2 separate regions of the Homo sapiens genome follow, and region 2 is linked to region 1. A link is a contact called in ENCODE Hi-C or POLR2A ChIA-PET data. All regions are on one chromosome and are shown on one strand. Each heading gives the region's core, a stretch centred on a gene start or an enhancer-like site at or near the end of the contact. The rest is flanking DNA. Distances are from core to core; before and after follow the strand shown.

Region 1 (5,940 bases), core at 2,547-5,046:
TCTATATACACTGAATTAGATACAAAAGGAATATTGTTTAATAATGCCCCACATTTATCTCAAACTACAGTAATGACTTTTAGGGATCAAGCAGTTGGATGTTCAAAGGCAACTCTTTGTATTCTTATGGGAATTAACCTACATCTAAAATATACATATCTGGCCCACGGCTGTCGCTCATGCCTGTAATCCTAGCACTTTGGGAGGCCAAGGCAGGCAGATCATCTGAGATCAGGGGTTCGAGACCAGCCTGGCCAATATGGCAAAATCCCGTCTCTACTAAAAATACAAAAATTTGCTAGGTGTGGTGGCACGCGCCTGTAATCCCAGCTACTTGAAAGGCTGAGGTGTGAGAATTGCTTGAACCAGAGAGATGCAGGTTGCAGTGAGCAGAGATCGCACCACTGCACTCCAGCCTGGGTGACAGAGAGAGACTCTGTCTCAAAAAAAAAAATAAATAAATAAAATAAAATAAAATAAATAAAATATTAATCTCTATAGCTTTTTCTAAATGACTCAAAAAAACCCTTAACATGAACTGGGACTTATATTAACTAGGCATGTCTATTAGAAAAGGTTACCTTTGGCTGGGCGCGGTGGCTCACACCTGTAATCCCAGCACTTTGGGAGGCCGAAGAGGGCTGATCACCTGAGGTCAGGTGAGATCAGCCTGACCAACATGGAGAAACCCCGTCTCTACTAAAAATATAAAATTAGCCGGGCGTGGTGGCACGTGCCTGTAATCCCAGCTACTTGGGAGGCTGAGGCAGGAGAATCACTTGAACTCAGAAGGTGGAGGCTGCGGTGAGCCGAGACTGCGCCACTGCACTCCAGTGCGCGGGCAACAAGAGCAAAACTCCATTTCAAAAAAAAAAAAAATCACTTCTCAAACTAAAGTTCTTTACCTGGTTATTTGGATGGTGAAGGAAAACTGTTACACATCCTGTTGATGAAGCAGCGACAATTCTTTCCTGGTCAAAAAACTAAAGAGAAAATTTCTGCTTGTTAAAGATTCAGAAATATTAGCAGGGAGGAAGTCCATTTGTTTATTTAACTCAATTAGTAGCAAATCTTATAACAATTTTAAAAAGCAAAGAGCCATGAGTGCTAAGGAAATAAAATGTGTTAATGAAGCTGAAAGGCCAAACTGCCATACAAAGTATTTTCATGAATAAACAATATTTTTTCCTAGACACATTCACCCACAATTGATTTAATTTGGGACCAACACAATAAAACCTTAGGAAAATATTATTCCTGGCTGGGTGCAGTGGCTCACGCCTGTAATCCCAGCATTTTGGGAGGCCTAGGTGGACGGATCACTTGAGCTCAGGAGTTCAAGACCAGCCTGCGCAAGATGGCGAGGCCTCGTCTCTACAAAAATACAAAAATGAGTTGGGGTTGTAGGGAAGTGGAGGTTGCAGTGAGCCAAGATTGAGCCCCTGCATTCCAGCCTAGTTGACAGAGCAAGACTCAGTTTCAAAAAAAGAATAAAAATTTTAAAAAAGAAAAGCCAGGCACGGTGGCTGACGCCTGTAATCCCAGCACTTTGGGAGGCTGAGGCAAGCGGATCACGAGGTCAGGAGTTCGAGACCAGCCTGGCCAATACGTTGAAACCTCATCTCTACTAAAAATACAAAAATTAGCTGGGCGTGCTGGCATGTGCCTGTACTCCCAGCTACTCAGGAGGCTGAGGCAGAAGAATCACTTGAACCCACGAGGTGGGGTTGCAGTGAGCCGAGATCGAGCCACTGCACTCCAGCCTGGGTGACAGAGCAAGACTCGTCATAAAAAAGAAAAAAAAAAAAGGAAAGGAAAATATCGTCTGGGCATGGTGGCTCACACCTGTAATCCCAGCACTTTGGGAGGCCAAGCCGGGTGGACCACGAGGTCACGAGTTCAAGACCAGCCTGGCCAACATGGTGAAACTCCATCTCTACTAAAAATACAAAAATTAGCCAGGCATGGTGGCATGTGCCTGTTGTCCCAGCTACTCGGGAGGCTGAGGCAGGAGAATTGCTTGAACCCAGGAGGCAGAAGTTGCAGTAAGCTGAGCTCTCGCCACTGCACTCCAGCTCGGGTGACAGTATAAGACTTCGTCTCCAAAAAAAAAAAATGTATCTTTCCTAGAGCTAGATAGCTTTCTTTTTTATTTTATTTATTTATTTATTTATTTATTTATTATTATTATTTTTTGAGACAGAGTTTCGCTCTTGTTGCCCAAGCTGGCGCACTCTCGGCTCACTGCAACCTCTGCGCCCGGGTTCAAGCGATTCTCCTGCCTCAGACTCCAGAGTAGCTGGGATTACAAGCGCGCACCAGGGCTAGGTAGCTTTCTATGGAAAATGCAGGGGCTCTCCACACCAGGATTTGAAAACTTAATTTCGGCCGGGCGCCATGGCTCACTCCTGTAATCCCAGCACTTTGGGAGGCCGAGGCAGGCAAATCACCAGGTCAGGAAATAGAGACCATCGTGGCTAATATGGTGAAACCCCGTCTCTATTAAAAATACAAAAAATTAGCCGGGTATGGTGGCCTGCGCCTGTAGTCCCAGCTACCCGGGAGGCTGAGGCAGGAGAATCGCTTGAACCCGGGAAGCGGAGGTTGTAGTGAGCTCAGATCATGCCACTGTACTCCAGCCTGGGTGACAGAGCGAGACTCCATCTTGGAAAAAAAAAAAAAAAAGAAAACTCAATTTCATCCCCACCACTCATTACTGGTTTTGAGACTTTGGCCAAGTTAAGTTCACTAAATCGTGGTAAATCTTTAAAACGGGAGCACTAATCTCTACTTAGGGAGTTGTTATGAGAATTCAAAAAACAAAATGATGTTATCCCCCTGCACAGTATCTGTCACATAGTACATGCTCAAGATATATTAGTCTCAATTTTCTCATTAGTAAAACAAAGTAACGATACTTGATTCACTGGCATGCAACAATAATTAATTTTTGTAAAGCTCCCCAAACGGTATTTAGCACATAGTCGACAGTCAATTAATAAAAAAGTATGATTAAATCTACATCCCCTTTCCCAGTCCTTTTTCTGCCACTAAATGGCTAAATGATGTTGGGCAAATCATAACTTACAGAGCACTCAGTTTTCTGTAAACGAGGGGTGACACCAGACAACTTTTATGATGCTCTGCTTGTTTAAATGTATTACTCAGGACTTTCAAAGTTAGCTTTTGGATGCTACACAGATTTACCTGTAAATCCATTACATCACCATGGTGTCTGATATCACACAATAACTGATGGTCTCCTTCAAACCCTCCATCAGAGTCCAAGTTTCCAAAATCTCCAATAGACCACAGTGAAATATAATTTTCCTGTAAAACAGAAAGTTTTGTCTTGAGATGACATAAACGTCAACTCTCGGAAAATAAAAGTTGTGCTCCCGTCCGGAAATGTTGCTCCAAAACATCTCAAATGGTATGGTGAGTTTAAAACACAACGAGATACGAGGCTCAGGCATGCCATCACCGGCTCTGAGCTACGGAGCAACCGCGCCTGAGACAGGGGTCCGGGGGACCTAAAAGTGCGAGAAGAACCAGAAGGTGGGAGTTGGCGCGCGGAAGGCCAGGGGTCAGCTCAACCGGAGAGAGGGAGGAGGTAGGGGCTCGTCCCTATCAGCGGCGATACCTCATTGTCCCAAGATCCTGTAGCGAACGTCTCCGCGGTCTGTAAACTTCCCGGAGGCAGCGGTCGCCAGCGGGTTTTGCTGATTTTCTGGGACACAAACTTCGCATAAATTTCCTCCATGCCGAAAGCGGCCGCAGCAGGTACTGCAAAAAGCAAGCACAGTACGCGCCTCTCAGCACCGCCTCTTCCCGCGGAACCCTGATTGGATGGGACTTTAGGACGGAGACGGTGGCTGCAGAGAGTCAATTCTCGTCGATAGCCAGTGTGGGCACAGTCAGTACCTAGACTGAGAGGCCCACCCATCTCACAGAGCAGCTCTGAGCAAAGGCAAGAGCGCTTTGGCCTTTGAGCAGTAGGACTTGCTCCTAATCTGCAATGTCAGTATTTTCTTGTGTTCAATAATTGTGCAGTGTAAAATTTAAGTGCAAAAACAGAACAAAAACAATGCAGTAGAAACCACCTTGAAACCACACCTAAGCAGTTGCAGGTCACTGCGCATAGAAAACGATTCAAAAATCCTTAAATACTCGTGGAAGTACCTCGAATAAAGTGCCAACCTACTATCCCAAACCTCTCCCTCTTGTCTCCCAAACAAATACTTTGCTTCAAAGTTAATACACACTGTCAGAGCCTGGAGTTGGAATTCTGAAAGACTCCAGTTTTAGTTTTGATGCCAATTGCCTAGCTTTGATCAATTCAATTACGTGCATGATTAAGAATGAAGTTTGTGATACCTATTGTCAACGGCCCAGGAATCAGTTTTCTAGGTTCCTTCTGTGCTTTTGGTTACACCTATAATATTCTTCCCTTCCTCTTTACTCCTCAGAATCCTGCCTATCCTTCAAGGATCTGTTCTTTCCTTTACCATTTCCTGACGACCCCAGCCAATGTTGATCTAAATCAACACCATTTTTTTTCTTTTTTAAGACAGGGTCTCTGTGGCCCAAGCTGGAGTGCAGTGGTACAATCTCAGCTCACTGCAACCTCTGCCTCCGCCTCCCAGGTTCAAGTGATTCTCCCACCTCAGCTTCCAGGGTAGCTGGGACTACAGGTGTGCGCCACCATGCCTGGCTAATTTTTTTTTTTTTTTTTTGGAGAGACGGGATTTCACCATATTGGCCAGGCTGGTCTCGAACTCTTGACCTCAGGTGATCCAACTGCCTTGTCCTCCCAAAGTGCTGGGATTACAGGCGTGAGCTAGCATTTGATATCTAGACCACTAATGACATATATTTTGGATATATCTTATGTTAGTTTTCTTTAGATGCATATTCCTCCCCCATTAGAATGTAAATCCTACTGAATACAAGAGATATGACTTATTCAACTAAAAAATGAAGCTCTTTTACACTATAGGTATTCATAACTGTATGTTGGTTATTTCTTTAAAAAGGGCCATTATGCTACTGTTGTTTTTATGTGATATTGGTAGTCCTACTTCACAGGGACAGTTTACGGAAGCACTGCATGTAAATGCAATCCATCTGGGTCAGCTTTAGAGTTACCAGTTTCCTATCAAGGATTTGACTTTTTTCTTTTCTCCAAATGGAAGATCATCAAGAAACTGTAGAAAGATGAAATGGAAAATATTAAGTGGGTTACAGTCCCAAATCAACAATTTTATTCATGTTTAATATTGAAGTAAAGAACACTGTTTTGGCCAGGCACGGTGGCTCACGCCTGTAATCCCAGCACTTTGGGAGGCCAAGGCAGGCAGATCACGAGGTCAGGAGTTCAAGACCAGCCTGGTCAACATGGTGAAACCCTGTCTCTACTAAAAATACAAAAATATTAGCTGGGCATGGTGGTGCGTGCCTGTAATTCCAGCTACTCGGGAGGCTGCGGCAGAATTGCTTGAACCGGGACCTGGGAGGTGGAGGTTGCAATGAGCCAAGATCATGCCACTGCATTCCAGCCTGGGCTACAGAGTGAGACTCCGTCTCAATCAAAAGCAAAAAAACAAAAAGAAACCAGTTTTGCCTGTAGTTTCATTTATGGTCACATAATCCCAGAAAATAGGTAATGTTGATTTTGGATTGGAAGCAGGCCAGTGTCACATTTTACAAAATCGGATAAGAACTAGAATTTGAAAATTGTGCTGATATAGTGGCACAGATGTCTTAGCTTTGTTTCCTTCTAAAAGATTACTGGAGGCCGGGCGCTGTGGCTCATGCCTGTAATCCCAGCACTTTGGGAGGCCGAGGCGGGCGGATCATAAGGTCAGGAGATCGAGACCATCCTGGCTAACACGGTGAAACCCTGTCTCTACTAAAAATACAAAAAATTAGCCGGGCGTG
Region 2 (5,940 bases), core at 2,056-4,555, 120 kb after region 1:
CTGCAGAGAGGAGAGCAGACCTCTGCCTAATAGCTTTGATTTTCCCTGACACACAAGGCAAGGGGCCCACTTCCCAAATTCTTCCCCGAGATACTGGACTTCAGGCTGAATATCCAGCAAAAACCACATAAAGGTTATCGTCCTTGAGTCCTTGGAGGTTATATTCCCTGCTCTTCTGGAATCCTAGCAGCTCTAGCTTCTACCTCTCCTCCCTCCCTCCCTCCCTCCTGCTGTTCTTCACTTTTTATCATGACATCCAGTCCCCCAACCCTCTAGTCATGGGCATGACCCAACCAGGTTCCTAGAACAGTATCATGTACATGCGTGCCACCTTCCTAACTCACAAAGCATGTCCCCCCTTGAACCTCACGACAGCCTGGGATGGAGGACAAGCAGACACCAAGTCCTGGGGGCATGAGCAGGGACTTGTTTGTGGAGACGCCAGGCCCCAGAACTTCAAGCACCCTCCTCTGTTCTACAGATTCTAGCAGGCAGGCTCAGTCACTACAAGACACCTCTCTCCAGCATCTCTCACTCATTCCTGCATCCTCCCGCCTTCCCTACCTCTACCCTCGCAGTCCCAGCCTAGTGATCCCTTTCTCAGCTTCTGCTGGTGCTGCTGGAGAAAGCATAGGAGTTCAGGCTCCACAACCCCATGCTGTGTGACCCTTGGGCAGGTTACTTTCGCTTGCCAAGCCTTGTATACACTAGGGATTATAACAGAACCTAGGCCTTTGTGTTGTTGTGAGGACAGAGTGAGTTCATGCGTGCAAAGGGCTGAGGACAGCACCTAACACCAAAGTCAACAAATGTGGGCATGAAAACAGGGCTGGTGTGTCCTGCTGTAAGTTCGTGCTATCCCATCACCATTTCTTCATGGTGCTTTCATCCACCTCAGATGGATCCAGTCACAGCTCCTCTCCAAGGGCTCTTCTAAACCATTTTCACATGCTCACAACCCAAAAACGAACAATTCAAGAAGGAAAAACTTAGTCTCTGAAGCATAAACAACTTCAACCTGTCAAGCATCTGAGCAGGGGACACACAGGACACTGGGGAACAATTTTTGACCTCCACGCAGAGAGAACAAATGAGCCTCTACAGGAACCTGAGCCGCACCTTCCGCGTTTCCATGTTGCTGGGACCTCAGGAAGTCTGAGCACAGCAGTGTTCTCCCAGAAATGAGGACCAGCACCGCGCTCGCCTATTTTCATCCCAAACATCTACAAAACAATTCCTAGACAAACTCCCCTGGGGAAAGGAAGGGCAACGAAGCAAGCAAGAGGAAAAACAACCCAGAAACTTCTCATAGTAACCTGAAGTTTTTGTTTCTGTTTCTGAGGCAGTGTCTCCCTCTGTTGCCCAGGCTGGAGTGCAGTGGCGCAATCTGTACTCACTGCGACCTCCACCACCACAGTTCAAGCGATTCTCCTGCCTCAGCCGCCCGAGGAGCTGGGATCATAGACAGGCGCCACCATGCCAGGATAATTTTTGTGTTTATTTCTTTTTAGCAAAGACGGGTTTTGTCATGTTGGCCAGGCTGGTCTCTAACTCTTGGCCTCAAGTGATTCACCCGCCTTGGCCTCCCAAAGTCCTGGGGTTAGTTATGAGCCACCGTGCCTGGCGTCTCCAAGTAATCTAAACTTTAAAATTTTTGTTCTATGGCATATTCTTTCCTTGTTTATTTTCCTTTTCAAAGGTTTCCTCTGGGTTTATAGGAAAGCTCACTTTGGCAATGTCAGTTTCTTCCAGGTAAGTAGTGAGAACACAGAGAAAAGACTTTGTTTCTTTGCTGCTGGGATATTTTGGTCTGTGTTTGGGCAGAGAGGATGTGTGTGCAACAGCCGTGGTGGGCCTCAGAGATGCTGATGGGGGGTCCAAGTGAAAGTGCTGCCTGCCTCCACTTCAGAAGGAAAGCTATGGAGTCCTTCCCAGTGTTTGCCTCAAGGCCAAGCAGTCGCAGGGTGACCCTTTGATATCTGCTCCCCTGACAAGGATTCTGAGCCTCATCTAAGGTAGAGGTGGGGAGGGAGGCAGGATGTGATGGACACAGATTTCCAGACTCTTTCAATGGATCCACAGGTTTTGGAGAATCCACACTTCCAAAGGGGCTGAGCTCCGCCCCCATCTTGCTGATATCATTCGTGCTATTATAAATCAAACAGCAACAGGGCATGATTAAACACACGGAGCCTGACCACACGTGGGCACAATCAAGGTCTCTTATTCCCTCCGTGACATTCATGTCCAACCACTACCATTTTTGTGCCTCCTGTATGTGTCCTGATTCTCTCATTCAGAGCATCTACAAAAAGTCAAACCGTCGAATCAGCATCATTTTTAGTCCTTAAGAAACACGCTTTAAAGTTTCCTATTTTCTTTTCCTTTTTTTTTTTTTTTTTTTAAGATGGAGTTTCGCTCTTGTTGCCCAGGCTGGAGTGCAATGGCGCGATCTCGGCTCACTGCAACCTCCGCCTCCTAGGTTCAAGCGATTCTCCTGCCTCAGCCTCCCGAATAGCTGGGATTACAGGCGCATGCCACCAGCTCTGGCTAATTTTTGTATTTTTAGTAGAGATGGGGTTTCATCACATTGGTCAGGCAGGTCTCAAACTCCTGACCTCAGGTGATCCGCCCTCCTCGGCCTCCCAAAGTGCTGGGATTACAGGCATAAGCCACCACGCCCGGCCTTAAAGTTTCTTATTTTCAACGAAAATCAAGTCCCCTCTTTTCACTTTTTATAAAAGGGACCAGAAGTTTTCCTCCCATTTTTGTATGATGAAAGCCACCGCAGGCAAAGTCAGGAGAGCCACGTCAAGAAAAAGGAGTGGGTGTTACGAGAAGCCCGGCATCTAATTAGATTTTGCTCTTGCAATTACTTAACACAAACCATGCCTTATACAACCCATGAGACTAAAACAAACTTTTTTCTCTCAGCATTTCTCCCCTTTTAAGTCATATTTCCACGAATCCTCTCAGATCAGCCTTTCTCTTCAAGCCTAGAAAAATTCCAGTAGCACGTCACCGCGCCCGCCCGCCCGCTTCTGCCAAACTACTGGGCTTCCTCTTCCCTAAGACAGAGAAACCCATGCCAGAAACTCTTCTGGGTGCCCGCGGCTAAAATAACTTGGCACGAGTGTGTTTCGCTTCCAACTTGGCGAGGGCGCTGCGGGTCTCGAGCGCTCTGGCCAAGGCCGGCCCCTCAGTCGCGCGCTTACCCTGCCGGGGCGAGGCGCGCGCGGTGGCCAGGGCGGCGCCGTCCGGCGCGCGGCTGAGGCTGTAGCTGCTGTAGCCGCTGTGCAGCGCGAACTTGCAGACGTTGCGGCCGCGCGCCGTGCAGTTGAAGAGGTAGCAGCCGAGCACGGCTGCCGGGGGCGCGGGGCGCCGGGGCAGCTCCACCACGGCCACGGAGCAGCGCGGCTCGGAGCAGCAGGCCGCCACGCATTGCCGCCAGCCCCGCACGGCCGCCGGCGCCCGCAGGAAGCTGGCACCCGCCGCCAGGGAGTCCTTGGTGCGGATGATGGCGTCAGGCATTGCGCTGTAGCCGCCGCTGCCCGGGCCCGGGCAGTCCTCCTGGGGGCCGCCGCCCGCGCGCAGCTCCAGCTCCAGCTCCTCCTGAGGCCGCTCCTGCTGCAGTTGCCGGCGGAACTCCTCCAGCAGCTGCTCCACGCCCGACAGCTGCGCGTGCAGTTCGGACAGCGGCGCCGCGGGCGGCAAGGCCGCACGGCCGCTTGGCAGCCACAGGCAGAGCAGTAGCAGCCCGCGCAGCGCCCCGTGACGCGGCGGTAGCCGGCGCTGCGAGCCCGCGCTCTCCTGGGCGACGGAGGCCATGGCGACGAGAGCCAAGGGCAGCGAGCCGAGGCGGGGCTGAGCGCGGGAGGAAGGCGGGGACGCGGGCGAGCGCGGGCCCTGGGCCCCTCCTGCGCGGCCGCGGCTGGCTCTAGGCCCCGGCCTCACAGCGCGGCGCCCCCGAACCCGGCTGCTCCCCCGAGGTCGCGGGCGCCGGCGGGAACCGCAGTAGCGGGAGACATAGCCGGCCCAGCCGGGCACCGCTCCTTGCCCTCGCCGGAGACTGCCCAGCGCCCTGCGCCTCTCCGCCCCGGCCTGCGGCGCGCTGGGTGGCGACGAGTCGGCCTCGGCGTTGATCAGCACCAGGTGTGTGCGAACAGTGGCCGCGGCGGGGTGGAGCCTTGGTGAGCCCCGCCCCCCCGCGCGGCCCCGCCCCCGCGCGTCTCGCGCCGGCTCCTCCAGGGCTGGGAGAGCAGGCCCCGGGGAGGGCAGCCTCAGAACAACTTTGCTCCCGCGCCGCTGCCCAGCTAGGGCAGGGTTCATGTCTGGGCCCAGCAGGCTTTAGCAACCAACCACACCTGCCCAGGGCGCCTGCCCACAGGGGCTTGGCATTCGGGGGAATGGGGGCAGTGGGAAGGGAGGGCCTGTCTTCAAATCCTCGTGACCCCCGGGACTACTCCAGAGAGGGGGCACGCGCACCTAGGACCACCGTAGCGCGTCATCAGTCCTTCACCTCCAGCGTCCCTGACTTTCCGCATCATGTTCCCAAGATGTGCTTGGGTAGTACAAAGTGGGGCGGGGTTGGGGTGGCGGAGTCAGGGCCGGGAGGGGTGGGGATGGGAAGTACTGAAAGATGTTCAGTCTGTTTAAAAACACAAAAATCAAGCCTGGTGAGGTGGTACTCGCCTGTAAGTCCTGAGGCTGAGTTGGGAGGATGGCTTGGACCCAGGAGTTCGAGACTGCAATGAGCTGTGATCACACCACTGTACTCCAGCCTGGGGGACAGAACAAGACCCTGTCTTTAAAAATAAAAACAAAACCCATAAATAGCAGTCGTCACATGCACTCAGATTTCCACAAATATAACAAAAAATCTGAACACAGCCAACATGGGGACCTGGGAGTAATACAGCCTGTGACAGAGAGGCCTCTAGCGGTTATATCACGTAAAATCTCGGGAGTTGTGCTTTAAATGACATAAGGAATAAGAAAATGTCCAACCCAGTGGGGGCTTCACCTTGGCGTTCTAGACTTCTGTGAGCAGCATCTGCATCTTGTTTGTTTCTGAATCAGTTTCTGTTGATTCATTTTTCTCCTGATTGTGGATCGCATTTTCTTGCTTTTTAGCCTGTCCGGAAATTTTTGCCTGGATGCGCACATTGTAAATAGAACACTGTTAAGTGTCTGTATTTTTTAGGATTGAAAGAATAAATAATTGGTGGGAAAATATCAGTCTCTGCTATGTGTTTATTATCTCCAGAGTTGACATTTAGGAACCCATTGCTTGCAGATCCAGATCAGAGTAGGAGGTAAAATTAAAAGGTAGCAATAGAAAAGAAAGAAAAAAGCTCAATGTTACTTGCCATTCCATCAAAGGGAGAAATTATAAAGTTTTTGCAGGGGTATATTTGAGTGATTTTTGAGGCTAAAAGAAATGGCCTCTTAGCTCTAAAGGCTGTGTCTGGACTGTACCACTTCGGCCTGGAGATTCTTCCTCATATGGCATACTCATCCCACACAACTGCAGTCATTGTAAGATGACCTTGAAGCAACATAATGCTTTTTATTTTTTATTTTTATTTTTTGCCATAGACCTTGGAGAGCTTGAGCAGGATTGTTATGAGGAGAAACTTTCACTAGTGATGAAAATGCTGACTGAGGGTATCATCAAACCCTCCAAGGACTAGTTGTTATATAAGTTATTAATATTAAAAATAACATGATAATATATAATATTAACTAAGAATTGTACATGATTTCAAAGTTTGCCAAACACTTTCACATACATGATTTTATGTGCCTTCACAGAGACTTTGACCACCTCACTCCTGCCTTTGGGACCGTGAAAGAGAAGTCAGTATAGAGTGAGCCCTAGCTCACATGTTCCGTGGTAGGGAAGTGGACAGGGGAGAGGACAGCATTTCTCAGGGGCAT

The links. Hi-C counts contacts between places; a loop is a spot of excess contacts on that map. ChIA-PET counts read pairs that join two places held with the same protein, here RNA polymerase II (POLR2A). Pooled maps may share reads with other maps.
Region 2: a loop to region 1 is called in a map of CD8-positive, alpha-beta T cell, with 12 times the contacts of the local background. The contact joins the promoter of RAET1E-AS1 here to the promoter of NUP43 in region 1. A Hi-C loop is called at or near these places in 17 of 168 maps with a recorded cell type or tissue (B cell, CD4-positive, alpha-beta T cell, CD4-positive, alpha-beta memory T cell and 11 more), 2 of 37 single-sample maps with no recorded cell type and 29 of 50 pooled maps. POLR2A ChIA-PET finds 5 or more read pairs at or near these places in 5 of 52 experiments (A673, H1, HEK293T and 2 more).

The regions. Positions count from the first base shown.
Region 1 is chr6:149,742,733-149,748,672 of GRCh38, forward strand. NUP43 (nucleoporin 43) reads right to left here and starts at 3,797. Exons shown (of 8, transcript NM_198887.3): 1 at 3,644-3,797; 2 at 3,208-3,330; 3 at 906-983. The coding sequence starts at 3,763. RefSeq lists an enhancer at 4,107-4,166.
Region 2 is chr6:149,860,193-149,866,132 of GRCh38, forward strand. RAET1E-AS1 (RAET1E antisense RNA 1) reads left to right here and starts at 3,306. Exons shown (of 2, transcript NR_045126.1): 1 at 3,306-4,190. It overlaps LRP11 (LDL receptor related protein 11), which reads right to left and starts at 4,167. Exons shown (of 7, transcript NM_032832.6): 1 at 3,216-4,167. The coding sequence starts at 3,828. It overlaps RAET1E-LRP11 (RAET1E-LRP11 readthrough), which reads right to left. Exons shown (of 15, transcript NR_182438.1): 8 at 5,024-5,152; 9 at 4,693-4,805. RefSeq lists silencers at 3,172-3,321, 3,492-3,601, 3,742-3,801, 3,872-4,321 and an enhancer at 3,978-4,478.